Linked DNA regions of Homo sapiens: region 1 is linked to region 2. Evidence: chromatin contacts called from ENCODE Hi-C or POLR2A ChIA-PET data. All regions are on one chromosome and are shown on one strand. Each heading gives the region's core, a stretch centred on a gene start or an enhancer-like site at or near the end of the contact. The rest is flanking DNA. Distances are from core to core; before and after follow the strand shown. Region 1 has its middle 32 kb from the start of PTAFR. Region 2 holds the start of ATP5IF1 (ATP synthase inhibitory factor subunit 1).

The links. A loop is a pair of places that touch in the nucleus more often than their neighbours do. ChIA-PET counts read pairs that join two places held with the same protein, here RNA polymerase II (POLR2A). Pooled maps may share reads with other maps.
Region 1: a loop to region 2 is called in a pooled map, with 2.5 times the contacts of the local background. The contact joins the enhancer-like site here to the promoter of ATP5IF1 in region 2. A Hi-C loop is called at or near these places in 1 of 37 single-sample maps with no recorded cell type and 3 of 50 pooled maps. POLR2A ChIA-PET finds 5 or more read pairs at or near these places in 9 of 52 experiments (GM12878, HepG2, IMR-90 and 6 more).

Annotation. Positions count from the first base shown.
Region 1 is chr1:28,142,748-28,146,014 of GRCh38, reverse strand. It overlaps the pseudogene RNU6-176P and the pseudogene RNU7-29P. Among named protein-coding and RNA genes, the nearest start is that of PTAFR, 32 kb to the left of the region's middle. RefSeq lists a silencer at 1,374-1,423. Within about 2 kb of position 1,339, at least 3 of the 41 ENCODE cell types and tissues checked have a DNase peak (open chromatin) inside an H3K27ac peak, as active enhancers do; they include OCI-LY7, where a contact is called at or near this core.
Region 2 is chr1:28,234,584-28,238,123 of GRCh38, reverse strand. ATP5IF1 (ATP synthase inhibitory factor subunit 1) reads right to left here and starts at 2,000. Exons shown (of 3, transcript NM_016311.5): 1 at 1,854-2,000; 2 at 1,672-1,763; 3 at 24-287. The coding sequence starts at 1,940. The coding sequence ends at 146. RefSeq lists enhancers at 1,742-1,801, 2,595-3,101 and a silencer at 2,538-2,762.

The DNA.
Region 1 (3,267 bases), core at 90-2,589, 91 kb after region 2:
ACCACCCCAGTACAGCCACCTTTACTCCTCCTGTATCCTCTGTCTTTTCTGTTTTTTTCTAAACTTTTTTTCCTGGAGGTGGGGTCTTGCTATATTGCCCAGGCTGGCACGCAATGGCTGTTTACCGGCATGCCTATTGCACACTACAGGATCGAACTTCTGGCTTCAAGTGATCCTCCTACCTCAGCCTCCCCAGTAGCAGGGACTACGGGAATGGGTCACTGTACCCAGCCCTTCTCTTCTTTTTTATTTTATTTTGTTTTATTATTATTATGTTTTGAGATGGAGTCTCGATCTGTCACCCAGGCTGGAGTGCAGTGACGCCAGCCTGGCTCACTGCAAGCTCCACCTCCTGGGTTCATGCCATTCTCCTGCCTCAGCCTCCCGAGTAGCTGAGATTACAGGCCCATCACCATGCCTGGCTAATTTTTTTGTATTTTTAGTAGAGACGGGGTTTCACCGCCTGGCCAATTTTTTTTTTTTTTGTCAGTGTTGACCAGGCTTGGCCTCAAACGTGTAGCCTCGCCTCCCCGAGGGCCAGGACGACCGGCCTGAGCTGCCGCAGCTCCCCTCTTCTTTTTGACATATCCCAGAATACTCCAATAGGTAGCCTTCTGAATTCCTCCAGGCAGCATTTTGGGACTGGGAGGGTCCAACATTTGTATACCTTAATTACTGTGACCATTGAAATTAATTCCTTTCAATGCCTGTCTTTCCTATCCTGGGGGGCAGGAACCGGATCTAAATAATCTGTCTCCAGTTTCTCACATATAGCCTGGAATTGAGATCTGTCTGTCTCCAAAGTGTACAGCTTCCCCAGGGTTTAGCATAAACAGACATGTTGACAGATACATGCAAATATTTTAAAAGGTTTTGAGAAGACTCTATAGAGATAGATGGAAAAGAAATGTAATACATGTTCTTCCAAAGTTCTAGGTCCATATTTTAAAGGAAGATGTAGGGAGTTTTCAGAGAATCAGAACATCTTGGAGCTGGGAGGGTTCAACCCCTTCATCTTACTAAGGAGATCGTGGGGCTCAGAGAGACTAAGTGATTGCAGAAGTTACACAGTGTGGAGCTGCAGCGGATGCAGGGCTGGCTGTTCACCTGCATCTCTCCATTCTTGCAACGGTGACAGGAATTATGGGAAAAGCTGAGTTGTAATTCTTTTGATGAAACATCACTGATTAGAATTTCCAAGGCATCCTGTGTATCAGGAAAGCCTCACCTTGCATTTGCCCCTGATCTCAGCTTTTGCCTCAGGGAACCACCAGTGATCTCAGTTGGAGAATGCTTGCTTATGTAAGATCTGGCCTCGTTGAGATGAGTCATAGACCCAAGAGTGGTAAGTGGAGGTCACAGTTGACTAGACCTGGATACATTTATGCCTGTTTTTACTCATCTGTGTTATATATGTGCTCAAGACCTAAGGCCACAAAGAGATATAAGACCTTCTTGTAAAGCACCTGGTTTTTGTGCAGACTTGGTATTTCTGTATAAAAAGTCCTATTCCCTTTGATATCCTACCAGCAAGCCATCCTCCCACATACCCATCTGTCTATCCACCTATCCATCCCTCCATCCCACCATCCCTCTATCCATCTATCTATCCCTCTAACCATCCATCCATCCATCCATCCATCCATCCCTCCATCCCTTTAGGTACCCAACAAACACCTATGGAGTGCCTATTTTGGTCCAGTAACTATGCTAAGCACAATTTTGATCTGTTATCTCACTGAAACCTCATACTCCCTGAAACATGGGTGGTTTTATCCCGACAGAAATGAATAAAACAAATGTTACAGCTCTTTTAGAATTTGTCTAGCAGGCTTTTCAGTTTTTGCCAGAAAGCCCCTTAAAAAAGAAGGGAAAAAAAGAAATGAATAAAATAAATAAGGACCCAAGCTGACTGAATAAGACATAGTGGCTGCCTCTCAGGTACCTGGTACAGAAGGAAGGGGGACCCAGCTATTTGCTTGCCACTTTCACCTATCTTATGTCATTGAGTCCTCACAACCACCCCACAGAATAGAACATTTCATGCCCATTTTACAGATAGGGAAATCGAGTCTCAGAAGGGTTCAGAGATTTATAAAGGTAAAAGAGCTACTAAGTGGCATAATAATATTCAAAGCCAGATCTGCCTTAGTAAGCATGGGTCCCTTTCCTTCTCTCCTCCCACTCCACCATGTGGCTGTACCCTTGCCCAAGCCCCTCCAGGCACAGCCTCCTAAGCGCTGGGACAGGGCTGTCTTGGGGGAATGACCCAAGAGGCCTCCAGTGGAAGGTGAGGGCCTCCGCCTTGCTGTTTCTGGCTTCCTCTTTGAGGCCTCTGTGCTCCCTATGCATGTTGAAGCCCCAGCAGCAATGACTGTTCCCTGGGCTCAGGCTGTGCTCAGCTAGGGAGGGTACTCCTGAGGGTGGATGGCGTCCATGAACACAGTGTTCCAGAGACCCTCAGAAGCCAGAGTGGTCATTGTCACTGGAGCTAGAAGGTGCTCTTAGATGTCACCTGGATCCTGACAGCTCTGTAAGGGGAGGGACAGAGGTGGCCACTCAATATTTGCTGACCACTTACTGCAAGGGGAACTTCACGTCATTTACTCCTCCCAAACACCTATGGGTAGAACTGCCTCTTCCCTCTGCCTGAGTTACTTTCTTCCTGGATAGCAACATGGCTCACTCCCTTGCTTCCTTCAAGGCTTTGCTTAAATGGCCCCTTCTCGGTGAGGCCTGCTTGACTACCTCACTTAAAAATGTAGGCTTGGGGCCTGGCGCAGTGGCTCACACCTTTAATCCTAGCACTTTGGGAGGCCGAGGTGGGTGGATCACCTGAAGTTGGGAGTCGAGGCCGGCCTGGCCAACATGACAAAACCCTGTCTTTACTAAAAATACAAAAATTAGCCGGGCATGGTGTCAGGCACCTGTAATCCCATCTACTCGAGAAGCTGAGGCAGGAGAATCACTTGAACCTGGGAGGTGCAGAGATTGTGGTGAGTTGAGATCATGCCACTGCACTCCAGCTTGGGCAACAGAGCAAGACTCTGTCTCAAAAAAAAAAAAAAAAAAAAAAATGGAGGCATGGGTAGGAAGCGTGCAGGGTTTCATGGCCCTGCAGCCTCATTAGACTCAGTACCCTCCTGAAAAAAAAAATTAAAAATATAACAGCGGTGCTTGCTTCGTCAGCACATAACTAAAACTGGAACAATATAGAGATACAGATATGGCCCCTGAACAAGGATGACACACAAATTCATGAAGCAT
Region 2 (3,540 bases), core at 751-3,250:
ATAGAAGAAGGCATCAAACACAGTTCACTGATGACAATTTATTATAATCTGTTAGTAGCACACAGACAAATATTAGTTAAACCAGAACCATGTCTACACAGAAGTGGGCAATGACATGTGCCATTCTATGGCACACGGTGTGCACTTAATCATCATGTTTTAGCATTTTGATCTTCTGCTTATGGCGCTCAATTTCTTTCTGCAGACGCTCAATCTCCTTCTTATGATGAACGATTTCTTCTTCATGGTGTTTTTTCAAAGCTGCCAGTTGTTCTCTACTCTGTGCTCTACAAGGACACGGTGGCTCAGGGTTTAATTTCAATCCTTCACCCCAAAGAGATCTCAAAGCATAACCTGTAATGTCTAAGCAAGGAATAGGAGTTCCAATTCCATGGGAGTCTAGCTGGTCATCCTCTTCTACTCCTCAACTAGTGAAAGAATACCCCATCTTAAATTGAGGTGTAGCCATCTTAAGAAGACCAAAGAGCTTATTGCTTTCAGATTCCTCTTTAAAATAGAAAACTCCAGAGAGATGTGACACAAGTCCCTAATACCTTATGAGGGGAACAACCCAGGGAACTTGACTCCCCTTTAGGGAAAAAAAAAGGAACAAAATGAGGAAGACAGACAAAGGGGTGTAGCTAAAAGGCAAATATCCATTTCCTATTCCAATCTGTCTAGAGCTTTCTTTGCCTATAGAAATGAATGGCCCACTGTAAGGCCAATAAAGGGTCTCTTGCATGCGCAGTACTTGGCAGTTCAATTTAGGTTCCAAGAAGGGACTGGATTACAATGTTGGTTTGGTCACATTTAGGCCTCAGTTTTCCTTAACTACAAAATGTAGGGGCTCAATTAGATAGTCTCTAACGGCTGTACCTTGGCTCTCTATACGGTATGGCAGGTGTCATGGTGATAATTCTCAACAGAAGGCAGAAGTGAAAGGCCAAAGGACAAGCAAAAGCAAGATTAATTCCTCACTGCTCTCCAGAGTGGACAGAAGTCAGTTAAAGATAACTCAAGGCTGGCAAAGGGAGGCCCAGCCCACTCCATACTCCTAAGCAGGAGAGGGAAATCTACAGGTCTAGGTTGGGCTGAGTAGGGCAAAAGCCTTTAGAAGATGGTGTCCAACCATAAGTAGCTCCCATGACCAGCTCCCATCATCCTCACTCTTGCGGAGTCGGGGGTCTAGAAACACCTGAGAAGCCTGAATGCATGCAGGCTTGCAAAGCTAAGGCGTGCTGGCGAGGAAGGAGAGCGTAGAGGGGGTGACAGGTGGGTAAGGGCCGAGGGAGTCAGGCTGGGAGGCAAACGTTGGGCGGTCGGATCTAGACACTGTGCGAAGAATCTGGGGGTGTTTCGCACGACCTGAGGAGAACTCCACGCGGGAGATGGTAATGATAAAGGAGGAGTTGAGCCGTGGGTTGTTTTGGAGACCCGCCGGTGGAAACGGTTTGGGGGCCTGAAACTGTTGTGCAGGTAACTGGGAGTGCCCTATACGTGGCAACGGTCGGGACATCAAGGGTTAGGGTATACTGGATTGGGGCCCGGGAGTTCTGTTGGGGGATGGGGCGCCCAAGGCACCAGGTAGGAACGGGTGGGGCGATTGGCAGTTTAAGGATTGGAAGGCCATTGGGAGATCCAGGGCTGGACTTGGGACCCGGTGAGCCTCACCGGAAATATCGTTCCTCTTCAGCCTGCTCTCTCTTTCCGAAGGCCCCACCGGCTTCCCGGATGGAGCCCGCGCCCCGGTCGACATTCTCGGACTGCAGAGAGACAGGGACACTGGTAAAGGTACGGAAGCAAAGATGGGATCCGCCCGCGGGGCTGGAGCAGCGGACACTGCCGCAGCGTACCTGATCCGAGCCGAAGCCTCGGGCTTGCATGGTCCTCACGCCCCACACGCCAAGCCACGTCCGCGCCGCCAACGCCGTCACTGCCATTGCTGCTGGAGCTGCACCTCTGGCGTCTCTGCCGCAGCAAGCAGTCTCTCGTTACGCGCTAATGGCAGGGACGGCCAAGCACCCAATCTGGTCGACGGAGGGGCGGATGAACACAGGAGTAGCGAATCACGGGAGAGCGGAGGCGGGCTTCCCGGAGCTCACAGCGAATCCCGAGCAAGAGACGGGTTTCTTCTTAGCCAACCGCTAGCAAGGGCTTAGGGCCAAAGGACTGGAAAGAGGAATGATGGAGGAGTTTAGAGAGCTGAGTGAGGAGAGTGCCAGAAGCCGAAATTTCGGCTCTTGGACCCATCAGAATGAGGCGTGGCGTCCACCTCCAGCCCACGATTTCAATTCTAAAGTCGTTATTATTCAAAGCCCAAAGGAAGTTTTCCCTTCCCTGGCCTGCTAGCATCAATAAAATGGGGGAATTCGGGGTTTGGGAGCTGTGTCCAGGATGCTGATGTCCAGGATACCGACGTCCAATGTGCCCTGGCTTAGATATACATAAATCGCGTTCATTTGTTATGAGAAGTGTCAGTGTTCTGGCTGGGCGCGGTGGCTCACGCCTGTAATCCCAACACTTTGGGAGGCCGAAGTGGGTGGATCACCTGAGGTCCGGAGTTCGAGACCAGCCTGGCCAACATGGGGAAACCCCGTCTCTACTAAAAATACAAAAATCAGCCGGGTGCGGTGGCACGCGACTGTAATCGCAGCTACTCAGGAGGCTGAGACAGGAGAATTGGCTTGAACCCGGGAGGCGGAGGTTGCAGTGAGCCGAGATTGCGCAACTGCACTCCAGCCTGGTGACAAAGCGAGACTCCGTCTCAAAACAAAAAAAAAAAAAAGAAAACCCAAATTATAACTTGACCACCTCAGGCACAGTTTCCTAGGACCTCTTGAGGCTGTGTTTCCCCAAGCTATGGTCACTCATCTTGGCTCAGAATAAACCTTTTAAAAATATTTTAGTTTGTTTTTTTCGTTAGCAACATATTGTTGAATGGGCTTAATAACTGCACTTTTGGCAATGTGGTGCAATGCAGTAGAAAAGAGCAGGCCAGGCGCGGTGGCTCACACCTGTAATCCCAGCACTTTGGGAGGCCGAGGCGGGCAGATCACCTGAGGTTGGGAATTCGAGACCAGCTTGACCAACATGGAGAAACCCCATCTCTACTAAAAAAAAAATATGAAAAATTAGCTGGGCATGGTGGCGCATATCTGTAATCCCAGCTACTCGGGAGGCTGAGGCAGGAGAATCGCTTGAACCTGAGAGGCAGGGGGTGCAGTGAGCTGAGATCACGCCATTGCACTCCAGCCTGGTCAACAAGAGAGAAACTGTCTCAAAAATAAATAAATAAAAATAAAAAATAAATTAGCTAGGCGTGGTGGCACATGCCTGTAATCCCAGCTACTTGGGAGGCTGAGGCAGGAGAATGCTTGAACCCGGGAGGCTGAGGTTGCGGTGAGCTGAGATCACGCCATTGCACTGCGGCCTGGGTAACAAGAGCGAAACTCTGTCTCAAAAAAAAAAAAAAAAAAAAAAAAAAAGGATAAGTAGGAGTCTAGGGAAAGCTTGACCTTAACCTCCCTTCATCCATCTAAT